Regions from separate parts of the Mus musculus genome. Here region 2 is linked to region 1. The links are chromatin loops, found by intact Hi-C in ENCODE. Cell type or tissue: heart. All regions are shown on one strand. Links, peaks and the distances in the headings refer to the core of each region. The heading gives the core; the rest is flanking DNA.

Region 1 (6,196 bases), core at 411-5,410:
CTGGCTGCTGCTCCCTGTGAAAGTGCATGATTGGCGGAAGGTTTTCTGGGCCTGGGTCAGATTGCGAATCCGCCGCTGCTGCTGGAGCCAGTACAGCATCTCCACTTTGTCCTGCTTCATCTTCTTCAGATAGCTCCGCCCCTTGAAGGTCACTGGCTCCCCAAAGACTGACTCTATCCTTTCCAACAAGGAAACCAAATTAGATTCCATTCGATTGAGCTTCCTTTGGAGATAGCTACGGAACCGATTCTCCTCCAGTAACCGATTCATCAACAAATCAGGCTTTTGGAAGAAACGATTGGGATCAGAGGCTTGTTGCTCAAACCACTCCAGTCTTCCTAGCAACGACTCCCTCTTTTGAATGGGCTTCAGGACCTGCTCCCAAGCCTTGATCAATGCTGGTAGCTGTTGCAGGCGTGCATTGGAGCTGTATTTAATAACCATGTCTAGCCGATTCTGTTCAGGGACTTCCAACATGACCCACAGTCGTTTGAGACGCTGCTGCAAGTTATGAATGTAGGCTCTCCCAGGTCCTGAGCCATCCTCTATCACTGAGCTCCAATCCCATTTTCCTTGCATGAACTCTAGCTCTTCATCTTGCAGCAGGGGAGGGGGTTGCTGAATATCTAGGTACTCTTGGACAGGGACTGGTACCTCCACAGGAGCCTCTTTTTCATACATTTGGAAGATGACGTGGAGGAAATCCGACTCCTGAAAGGAGAGGTACTTGAAGTAGTCCTCTGAAGACACCGAGGGTTTCAGCCAATTCATCCATACACCGTGTCTGTTTGGTCGCTTGTCCCAGCTTTTGTGCCTTGGGAGTAATGTGAGAGAGGGCACCTTCTCAGGGACTGGCTTCGGAGTGCTTGTTCTTCTGGAGTAAAATCCAACCAGATTACGGTTGATGATTGGCATATGTTTATCTTGGTGTAGAAAAGATGAGGCCAAGTAGGAGGACCAATCTTTATCTGCTGAAGGCTCAATTTGGTCTCCTTCCTCAAAAGATAAGTGACTAACAGAGACTCGGCTCATCAACTCCTTGTAGACCTCTCCGGTGGTGTTCCCAACAAGACGATCCGCATCCATTTCTTCAATGGCTTTACCATCCAGTTCCCCAGTCAGATGGTTGTATAGGACTCCAGCCCCCTCAACGTGGAAAGAGTCGTTAAAGTATCTTTCAGAGAGTTGCACAGTAGCTACCTGGACTATAACTTGATCATGTACCTTCAAAGCAACAGTGACTGGCTGTGGGTGTAGTGGGATGATTCTCGGGGGTTGGAGATCCCACTTTCCGGAGGCTTCTTCCTCCTGCAGGCTTTTGATCATTTGCTGCAGTTTCTCTAGGTGGTGCTGGGCAGTTAGGCGCCGGGTAAGGACCCCGAGGAGGGGAGGCAGGCCAGAGTCCAGCAGGGAGTATCGACTCCACTCCATTCTCATGATCTTCATTTTCTGCTTCAGATCCTCAGCCACTATGTCCCGGAATGGCAGTGGTTTACTCTCTGAAGCCAAGATCAGCGGGGTGAGGGGATGAGGAGAGGGAGGAAGAAGGCACAACTCATCTGCCAGACTCCACCCCTCATGAAGACAAGGCATGGACTGGCCCCTTTGGAGCCAGGAATGGACTGGTGAGGTGGGGAATTGGTGACTCTCACTGCTGGGAGAATGACTAGGCAGTGGTACCATCGGTGAGGGTCTCGATTCAATTTCTTTATCCTTTATCATGGAGGGCACCCAGAGGAGCTGCTGTCTACTCTTCAGCTGGGGGATGGATTTCAACTCTTCCACTGGATCAGGTTCGGGCTCACTGGGGAAATCATATGGGCGGCTGAGTTGGACAAGGTAGTTCAGGTTGAGGCTAGAGCACGGCATGTGGTCTAAGCCAGTGCTGTGAGGCCAGGGGATTGGACAGAGCTTGAAAGTCCCAGGGGGACAGGGAGGAGGACGCAATTTGACTATGCCTCCCTGGGCGTGCTTTAAATTTAGCAGGGTCTGAAAATCAGCCAGCAGACAGCGATAGACATCAGGACTGGTGAGGAAAACTGTGCAATCCCTGGCAAGGTTTACTGCCAACCGGCTGAGGGTGGCTGATTCAGTGAAGACCCTTCTAGAGGTCGGCAGGGTCACCAGCAGGTGCAGGTAGCGTACGAAGAGCTGCTCACTACTGATCAGCACGTAGGACTCGAGCCGCTGCCGCAGCTTCTGGTTGTTTTCGTAGTCCAGAATGGGTTCTATAGGAGGTTCCCGCCAGTTGCACTTCAGCTCTTCTAGAATAACCTCAGTGAGACGAAGTCGGTCCTTGGCAGTTACTCGTGCCGCCCGCCCGCTGCTTGCTAGCCGCTTGGACACTTGGCGGCACAGCGGCCCAACTTTCAGCTTCGCCAGCGGGATGGATTGCAAGGGCGTGGCATCTTGAGAGGGGCGCTTCGGAGGCTCTGGAGGAGGCTTCGCCTTGCTGGGGAAGAGCGACAGCGGACTCAGCAACCGGTGGTAAATCGGCTTGAGGTCAGGTTCCTGACTGTGTGGTTCCATCTTTACCAGGTGGTTCCGGCTGAGCGGGTAGAGGACGCCAAATGGTTACTAAGGAAACTGCATCAATGCGCCTGCGCAGCCGGTAGCACTACCGGACAGCTCAGAGGCCTCAGCCTAGGGAGCGCACGCGCCAAGGAGGTGGAGCTAAGGGCGGCCTCCGAGACTCCGCCCATCCCACAAAGTAGAGTTGTGTTGGTCTCTGGACCCTACCGGTTCGGTGCGGCCTAGGCAGTGACAACAGCTAGGATGGCTTCGAAGTCGGGGGACGGTGGGACTGTGTGTGCGGTGAGTGAAAGCTTCATGTGGAGCCTCGCATAACTTCAGCCCTTGGGGTGATCAATATCTTGGGAAGCCAGGAAAGAACAGGCTCCTGGGGAGGTGAAATTCCGGGGTTAGGACGGAGATGCCCCTCACGGGAGGGGGGTTGGTGGTAAAGACCGCGATCCTGGAATGTTCATGAGATAATAAAGGAGGAATTTGAAGAGAAGTCAAGTGCAATGTGTGCAAAGAGACATAGGGGATGAGGTGGCGAGTAAGGATCATGTCTGACATGTGCCCTGGCCTTGCTTCCCTTACAGTTGGAGTTTGCAGTGCAGATGAGTTGTCAGAGCTGTGTGGATGCTGTGCACAAGACCCTGAAAGGGGTGGCAGGTAAGAGTAGACAATCTTTCTGGGATCAGCCAGGGGTTTGTGTTTAGCCGTATTCCGGTTGCATAGATGCAGAAAGAATGAAAGGAAGTTTCTCAGAGTCCGGGAGATGCAGAGCCTAGAGTATAGGCCTCAAGCTTTGCCTAGCCAGAGCTTTCTTCTAGTACAAACTGCCTGTCCAGCTGCTGAACAGCATGGAACTAGCCAGAGTATAGAGCACTTCCTACCAAGGGCATTCTAGAGGGGGAGGGGGGCGGGCATTTGAGGTCTGGCTTGGGAAATAGAACAGTTCTGAGAAAGCAGACAACATCCCTGGCCCAATTCAGGGACTTTAAGCCAGGAGGTCTGCAGGTGGGTGACCTGGCAGAAGAGGAAAGATATGAAAGGCAGAGTCATTTTCCTGACGCTAGAAACTGGCTGTTTTGGATTCTGTTAAATGTTCATTCAACCTTTCAGCCAGTATAGATTAGACACTGGGGGTTTCTGAGGGAAAATGTTTACCCCTATGCTTAGGTAAAGATCGTATAAGCTTTGGCAAAGGAGCGCTCCTAGAACACTTCCTTGGGAAGCCATGGTGGCAAAGGGAAAGAAGGAGATGAGAGTCTGAAGCCAGGACACTGGCAGGGGTGGGGTGGGGAACCCCAGTGCGTATAGTTCCACAGATGTACAGCTTCGTGCTTATTTTCTGTGTTTCTGTTTCTTCAGTGTTTGAACAGTGTTCATAGCTCAGTGTTGTCATGAGGAGTGAATTAGTTGATACAAGTCTTGAGCCTGTAGTGAGAGCCCACTCAATTTCAGGGGATTGTAAGAGGAAAGAGGAGAAAAGCTTACAGGCAAAGGTGGGGTTTTAGGAGGACGATTGAGGGGACTGATTGTTTTGTTTTATTTTGAGATAAGGTCTTTCTCCACATAGCCCTGGCTTTCCTGGAACTCACTATGTAGGCCAGGCTGGCCTGCAGTTCACAGAGATCTGCTTACCTTTACCCCCGAGTGCTGAGATGAAAGTTGTGCGTGCGTGCGTGCGCCACCACACCTGACCTGGAACTATTATTTGATTTATTATTAGTGAGTGTGTGCATGATGTGCTTGGAGGAGGGCTTGTGCATGTGGAGGTCAAGAACAACTCCAGAGCTGGTTCTCTGCTTCCAGCTGTCTTGTGTAGCATGAACAGTTCACCCAGGGCTGGAGAGATGACTTAGCAACTAAGAGCACTAACTGCTCTTCCAGAGGTCCTGAGTTCAATTTCCAGCAATCATCTGTAGTGGGATCTGATGCCCTCTCTGGTGTGTATGTACTCACATACATAAAATTAATAATTTTTTTAAAAAAGCACAAAAAGAAACAAAAAACAAAAAACCCAAACAAACCAAAAAGCAGAACCAAACCCGAAAAGTTCATCCGTTAAGCCATCTGCCTGGCTTGGGATGATTTTTTTTTTTTAGGTTTATTTTTAAAATCTGTTTTATTTAATATGTACGGGTGTTTTGCGTGCCTGTGTCTGTGAACCATGTGTTTGCCAGGGGCAAGGAAGATGGCTGAGTCAGTAGAAGTGATAGCTGCATCAGTGTGAGAGTCCAGTTCAGATTGCCAGCACCTGTGTCTATGCCAGACTGGCGTGGCAGACAGACCGCCTGTGGTCCCAGCCCTCAGAAGATAGACACAGGGATCCCAGGGCAAGCTGGCTAGCTAGACTAACCAAATCAGTGAGCTCTGGGTTCAAGTGACAGAACCTGCCTCAGCATAACAGGTGGAGAGCAATTAAGGAAGACAGGTGGACACCACACTCGGGAACATGCGTGCATACTCCACACATATACACACACTCAAGAACATGCGTGCATACTCCACACATATACACACACTCAAGAACATGCGTGCATACTCCACACATATACACACCAATACATACATACATACACACATACATACCATCTCCTTGGCTTCTATGTGGACAGCTATTAAAACAGCGGTTCTTAACCCACATGGGTCAAGACCCCTTTGGTGTTTGCCCAAGACCATTGTAAAACACAGATTTTACATTACGATTCATAATGGTAGCAAAATTATGTTATGAAGAAGCAACAGTGGTTGGGGATCACCGTAACATGGGGGACTGTGTTAAAGGGTCACAGCATTAGGAAGGTTGAGAATCACTGGACTAAAGAAAGAAAACAGGAAGTCCATAGAGCGGGTTCAGGAGCAGGCTCAGGAGAAGTGAGGTGTCTAGGATAAGTGATGAGGCCTGATTGTGTTTTGCATACACAGCAGATATGGGTCCTGATGGTCTGGCCTGGCATAGCGTGGATTCCCAGACCCAAGATCTCCCAGGAGGAGCTGATTTTGTGCTCTGGATGTGGGAGGGCCAGAGTAGAATGTTCCTGTGACTCTCCCCTTTAGAATTGCCCACCTCACTCTGAAACAGAAGGAGGAGGGGCTTCCAGTAGTGCAGCAGGTGGTCTGTTTGGCAGGTGGATCTTGGAGTATAGCCAAGCCAGCCTTTAGTGAGGGCTCATGGAGAAAAAACAGAAGGCGCAGTTACTGTAGGGCAAATGTGAAGGACTTCAGGGACAAGCTCCTCCCATGACCTTTGGAAGGAGAATAAAGCTCGCTTTCCTGAGTCTTAGGCAACTCTCCCTCTCAGTGTATTCTGTAAACTGAAACTCTCCTGCTCAGCTAGGAAAAAACAAGTTGATTTCACTTACTGAGACCAGAAAACATGGTTATCTGAAGTCTCCTTTTGGTGACTAAGAAGCCTACGGAGGCCTTAAAATTGCTCTGTTTCAACCAAAGTCCCACCTGACTGTTTCCCCAGCACGAATGCTCCATGGAAAAACTTTGCCTGGAATATGTTACTTTTTGGTGGAATGGCTCCAACTCTATCAGATCTTCTTCACTTACCATTCCAAAACACAGTTTAAGCAAACCTGGCTTCCACAGTATGGCCCTTCCCTGCCCTGAAAGCTGTTTTGGGCTTGTAATCCTAGCACTGGAGAGGCTGAGATAGAGTGTGAATTCAAGG
Region 2 (6,196 bases), core at 564-5,563, 89 kb before region 1:
AGCAGAAAAAAGGAGAAGGGACCAGGGTTAGGCTGGGACCTGGTGGGCCTTGGTGACTATGAGAGTGAAGTTAGTGATGAGTCCCTCCCTGTGCCTCCTGTGTGAGCCAGGGCTTCCTTTGAGCCAAGGGCTAAGATGGGGTTTTCCCCTGACCATACAAGGAAAACTAAACCAGGAAAACTGGTAGACAAAATAGAGAGGGGAAAAAAAGGAAGTGGCTCTGAGTGTAGGACTGATGTCCTTAGAGCAAGACAGAAGCCAGAGCCTCAGGGAGACGAAGATTCCACAGGAGTGTACCTAAAGCCACACAGCTGCTGGTTGAGGCCATAAAGACCAGATGGGCTGTTGATAGGGAGCCACCAAAGGGTAGTCAAAGTGTCATATGGCTACAGTGCGAAGCATGGCAGAACTGTTGGGGATATTTCAACCCTTCCACGAAACACTGGAAATGGAACTCTACCCAGTTCTTGCTAACAATCATGTTGGGGTCCAGGCACGGGAACACATTCCGATCTCATTTCTGGTGTTGAATCTCAGACTCTGGGAGAAAGAACCAACAAAACGTACTTGACTGGGCTCTAGGAAGAACTCAGGCTGGTGGTAGAAGCCAGAGCTCGGAGCTTCAGATTCCAGGATTGTTCAATGGAATGACAATCTCTAAAGCCAAGCATGGTGGCATGTGCTGGTAATTCCAGCGTTTTGGTAGGCTTTAAGGAAGGAGGGCTGTGTTCAATGCTAGCCTGGGCTACATGGCAAGACCCTGTCTCAAACAAACAAAAACAAAAAGTATTTTCATTACCAGATGGATGCAAACGTACAGAAAAGCCATGACCCATTAAAACAGAATGTGGGGTGTGTGTGTGTGTGCGTGTGAGAGAGAGGTGGGGGGAAGAGAGAATATGTGTGAGTGAGAGAAAGAAGGAGAGAGAGAATGTGTGTGTGAAAAAGAGAGAGGAGAAAGAGAAGGAGAGAGAGAGAGAGAGAAAATGTGTGTTGTGTGTGTGTTGCTGCAGGAGTGGAAACTGTATAGTGGAAGGTCTTATAAAATCAAAGGTCCTCTCACCTGTGCAATTGGTACAACAGTGATATGTTATCTCAGGGTTTTTGCAAGAATTAAATGAAATTCTATATGGCAAGCCGCTGGTAAAGGACTTCATTTAACATGCACTCCTGTTGACTGCGGTTATAACACGACACCATGCAGCTTGGTTGGGGGTCTTGGGCCCTGGGATCCTTCACTTGCCTGAATTTGCCCTTGGTGGCTATGGATAGCCCTTATTTTCCTATCTGGTTACACTTACATTTCAACTGGGTCTCAGTCAGACAACTTTATACCTCGTCTAGAAACAATGAGAACAGGCAAAAGGAAAGAAGAGGACTTTCCTCGGGACACATTTTTACAGAATTCCCCCTTATAATGACACTCACCAATCAGAACCAAGAGCTACTAGCGCTGTGGTGACAAGGCTGGCCTTAAGCACATGGTTGCTCTGGCCCCTCTAAATAGGCAAGGTAAGGAAGGTGTGTTGGATTTCAGTCCCGAAACACTACCTCCTACACAACTCTAGGGGACAGCACTACCTCTTGATGGCTGCCCATCCCTTGGGTAGACTTAGTCCTGAAGTAAAGCTGACAGTGTTCCAGAGTAAGAGAAGTGAGCTATCTAAAGTCACACAGCTGGTAGGAGACAGACATCTGATTGAACCCTAGACAGCCTAAGTCAGGCCCCAGCTCTTTGCAGTGCTTACCACATCTGGTCAGCAAGTACTTGCAAGAGCCATGGGTCACCCAGAAAGACTCCTCCCTGACTACCAAGAGTAAACAACATGCTTGTCTGCATCCTGGGCTGCCCTCCAGTCAATGTCACTGGAGACCGCTTTTCTATTCTAGCTGGCAAGTGGTCACACTAAGAAAGTGCCAGCTACTAGCTGGCCTCGACTTCAAGTGCGTTGAGGAAACTGGGGTTCCCAATGTTTTAAGGATGGCTTCCATGGCGACCCAGTGGAGCACCTGTAGCATTTTTCTGCACCCCTGGGACTACTGGTGGATGGGACTACTATTCGCACAGCCTACATACACTCTTTGTAAGAGCTTCGTAGTCTCCAAATAGCATCTCCAAATCCTAAATCCAGGGAGGAGGGGGTCCACATTATTATAGTCTTCTCTAAGTGGAGGTTCCTAACTGCCAAATCCAGGGTAGGGACACTGGAGGTGAAACCCCAAAGAGAGCAGGCTCCCAGCTACATGTGTGGAGGCTCCCGATGTATAGGAACTCTCACGTTTGGGGACCTTGTCAGTCCCCTCTGTCGGTACCCGACAGCAGCCACGCGGGGTACTGAGAAACTCAAACTTTTTCACCAAACATCGCCCTACGCCACGCCTCTGTGCAGTGAGGGCCAGCAGACAAAAGGCCAAGGCCTCGCGGTCCTTGCAAGGCAGGCACCACCCGTAGCGCTTGGGGGCGGGGAGAAGATGAGGGGAGGAACTGTCTTCGGTTCTTCTACTGGCTGTAGCTGCTGTCCGTCTGATCCCTGGGGCGACTACGGGTCGGTAGGGGCGGGGCTTGTGTCCCAATGAATGGGGCGGGGAGCCGGAAGCAGGAAGTGAGTTTGCGAACGGAGCAGCTGCAGCAGGTGAGGTACAGCGCCTTGGTTTTGGGGTCACGGTGTGTCATCTTCAGGAGATCAGAGCGAGGCCTGGCTGTGCATGCAAGATCATCCCCTTTCTGTCCACCCTTCAGTGCCTCTTCCAAATCTCTCCCAGCTTTTGGGCAAGGAGAATTTCCAGGCAGTAAAGAGTTAACACCTCTTTCCGAGCGAAGGGGTAGATGGGGCGGAGCCGCGCAAATAAGGAGTACAGAGGGTGGAAACGTGTCCTTAGCCAGGGGCGGAGCGTGGAGAATGTGGTGGGTTCGGAATTCCTTGGGTCCCAACTGAGCTGAAAAGCTTTGGATAAGTTGCTTGCTTTCCAAATGTCATATGGTTCCTATCTGGAAAATGGGTTGTGCCCTTATATGGCTTCCCAACAGAGCAACAGAAGAAAACAGGATAGTGAAGGGCTGAAGAAAGACATGAGACTGGGGCAGATGCTAGGAGGGAAAAGCTGGGACAAAATATCATTGCTGTTTTTGATTTATTTTTTGACAAGGTTTTATGTACCCCAGACTGACCTTGGAATCTGACCCTGGGCCTGGTTGTTGGTTAGACAAACTCTACCAACTGGGTCACATCCCTGTCCTGGATTTCATACCCAGCTGTTGAGCTTGGTGTCATACTCACAGTCAGTGTTGCAGAGGAGCAAAGAGCAGTGCAGGGAGGTGAAGCGGCTGCCCTGGGTTTTAGACCTTTTGGTGGAGCGGGGTTGGGACGGTGGGGTGGATATCCAGCATGAAGCCTTTGTCAGCAGTTGTGATGAGCTAGAGGTGTTGGGAAATTCTGAACAGAGACTAGGACATCTGAGAAGGTGGAGATGAGGCAGGGAGTGGCTGGGGCTGGGAGTCTAGTAATGAGGCTGTGTTCTGCCGGTTCTTCCTTCGTACACTTGGCATCCTGGGCCTTAGTGTCCTCATCTGTAATATGAAGTGATTGGATTCAGATTTTAAGTCTGAGAGGCCACAGGCCAAAGCTGGCCCGCAAGTATTTGAGTCTTTGAATCCCAGCATTTCAGGTGAATGGATGCGACTGGATTACTCCCTCCTGGACTTCTGGATGGAAGAAGTTAGTTAGCTCATGAGCTTTCAGAGCAGCCGCGAAGATGCTGCGCTCTCTGAGATGACTGTGATGTGTTCTTGCAGGGCTCATGGCAGATACCCAGTACATCCTGCCCAATGACATTGGTGTGTCTAGCCTGGACTGCAGGGAGGCATTCCGCCTGCTGTCACCCACAGAGCGCCTCTATGCCCATCACCTGTCTAGAGCTGCTTGGTATGGGGGCCTGGCAGTGCTGCTCCAGACATCCCCTGAAGCCCCCTACATCTATGCCCTGCTTAGCCGCCTCTTCCGTGCCCAGGACCCTGACCAGCTGCGCCAACATGCCCTGGCTGAGGGTCTTACTGAAGAAGAGTACCAGGTCAGTTCTCACAGGCTCGCCTGGCTTCTGAGGGGCTTCTGGAGATGTGCGAAGGACCAGGAACAAGGGGCATAGGGCTCTCTCTCCAACTAGGTAGAGGATTAGACTAAAGGGTGCTAGCTCACACACACACACACACACACACACACAGCCCTGTAGCTTCAGGCTTGTTTTCTGTAGAATGTGCATATGGTCTGCCATTAGTGTAGTGCCTGCTTCAAGATACAGGGAAACAAGCCAGGCATGGTGGCACACATCTTTAATTCCCATACGTGAGAGGCTGAGGCAGAAAGATTGCTGTGAGTCTGAGGCCAGCCTAGATACCATAGTTCTTAGCAGTCTGCCATGACTGTACACCTGATACTGAGGGACAGAGGAAGGCAGCCTGGGTAGATACCAAGGGTAGAATGTTCTGTTTGTCTCTTAGTTCTTGTTGGTGGATGTATTAGCCAAATACCATACTTGAATCTTATTATATTGCATCAATTCAGAAACATACGAAACACAAAAGGTCACACTTGTTCAGTCTTTTCAGAGGCAGGCACTGTGGCTGGTCCTTTTCCATTCTGTGTGAGTGCATTGGATACTGATACTTGTATGTGCACAGTATATCAGGCCCCCATTTAAACTACCTGGAACTCATTCTGTAGACCAGGCTGGCCTTAACCACAGAGATCGACCTGCCTCTGTCTCCCAAGTGCTGGGATTAAAGGTGAACCACCACTGGCTTAACTCACTTTTTTTTAAAACGTGAAATGACAGTCTTGGGTGTACATGTGCAAGTGTCAAACATAGACACCAGCAGAAAAGTATACGCCCTGGAGGCAGGATCTCTTTTACAAAGATTTGTTTTCTTATGTGTATGTGGTGTCAGTGCGTGTTGCCCACAGAGGCAAGAGGCATAGGACCCATTTGACATGGGTGCTAGGAACTGAACTTGGGTCCTCTACCAAGCTCTCCATTACTAAGCCATTTCTTCAGTCCCCAAACAGGGGCTTACAGTGAACCTGGAGCTTGTTCTGGCAAGGCTGACTGGCTTTCAAGCTCCCATGATGGGCGGTGTACACAGCCACCTTCCTCCCAGTGCTGAGGTCACGTGTGCATGGTCACGTGTGCCTGACTTCTTGATGTGAGTGCTGCATGCTCAGACCCAGGTCCCCGCGCTCGCCCAGCAAGTGCTCTTACGCACTGAGCCTCTCCCCAGCCCTGTTTGACCTCTTACATCATGTTCTCGGTGTTCTGGATACTGCCCATTTTGCAGATCCCTGTATCCTGGAGAATCTCCATTGGGTGTATATCCTGTAGGACCGGGAAAGGCAATGTCCACTTCATTTATTGGCCGTGAAACACTCTAAAGCAGTGTGCAATGTAATCAAATAAGTATTTGGGTGGTTCAGGTTGGTTGGTTTGTTTGGTTTGTTTTATTTTGTTTTGGTTTTTGGTTTTTCAAGACAGGGTCTCTCCATGGCTGTTCTGGAATTTGCTCGGTAGACCAGGATGGCTTCAACTCATAGAAATCCACTTGCCTCTTTTTTTTTTTTTTTAAATGCTGAATATTTTAGATGGTTTCTAGCTTTTCTTTTTTTTTTTTTTTTTTTTTTTTTTTTTTTTTTAAAGATTTATTTATTTATTATATGTAAGTACACTGTAGCTGTCTTCAGACACTCCAGAAGAGGGCGCCAGATCTTGTTAGGGATGGTTGTGAGCCACCATGTGGTTGCTGGGAATTGAACTCAGGACCTTCAGAAGAACAGTCGGGTGCTCTTATCTGTTGAGCCATCTCACCAGCCCGGTTTCTAGCTTTTCTTTCAAACAATGCCACAATGCTCATTCTCGTGTAAGTGTGTAAGCGTGTAAGTGGGAACTATTTGTAGAGATAGGAATGCTGGGTTGAAGGCTTTGAACATTTATAATGATCTGATTGTGTTAAATTATCTTCTAAGGCCACATGTGGTGGTGCACACCTTTAATTTTAACACTCTGGAGTCAAGGGTAGCAGGATCTCTGTGAGTTCAAGGCCAGCCTGATCTACATAGTTTGAGACGAGTTAGGGCTATATAGTGAGAACTTTTTATTAAAAATGGTTCAACACATTACATTCCCATGAGGAATATATGGAAATGTGACC

Evidence for each region. Hi-C counts contacts between places; a loop is a spot of excess contacts. Peaks named below come from ENCODE experiments on the same cell type or tissue, not always from the same donor. Only the 100,000 strongest peaks of a DNase experiment are listed, where the experiment ranks them.
Region 2: a loop joins it to region 1, with 2.1 times the contacts of the local background. A loop is called at or near these places in 1 of 42 quality-filtered maps.

The regions. Positions count from the first base shown.
Region 1 is chr19:4,835,815-4,842,010 of GRCm38, reverse strand. It overlaps Ccs (copper chaperone for superoxide dismutase), which reads left to right and starts at 2,689. Exons shown (of 8, transcript NM_016892.3): 1 at 2,689-2,814; 2 at 3,108-3,180. The coding sequence starts at 2,776. It overlaps Ccdc87 (coiled-coil domain containing 87), which reads right to left and starts at 2,645. Exons shown (of 1, transcript NM_207268.3): 1 at 1-2,645. The coding sequence starts at 2,529. In heart, for the core only: a CTCF peak has its summit at 2,721; a DNase peak (open chromatin) is centred at 2,620; H3K4me3 peaks cover 1,828 bases; H3K27ac peaks cover 685 bases; H3K27me3 peaks cover 1,864 bases.
Region 2 is chr19:4,924,657-4,930,852 of GRCm38, reverse strand. Dpp3 (dipeptidylpeptidase 3) reads left to right here and starts at 2,566. Exons shown (of 18, transcript NM_133803.2): 1 at 2,566-2,633; 2 at 3,794-4,068. The coding sequence starts at 3,799. It also overlaps a transcript of Peli3 not described here. In heart, for the core only: no CTCF peak of the experiment used is centred there; DNase peaks (open chromatin) are centred at 1,933 and 2,502; H3K4me3 peaks cover 1,916 bases; H3K27ac peaks cover 2,221 bases.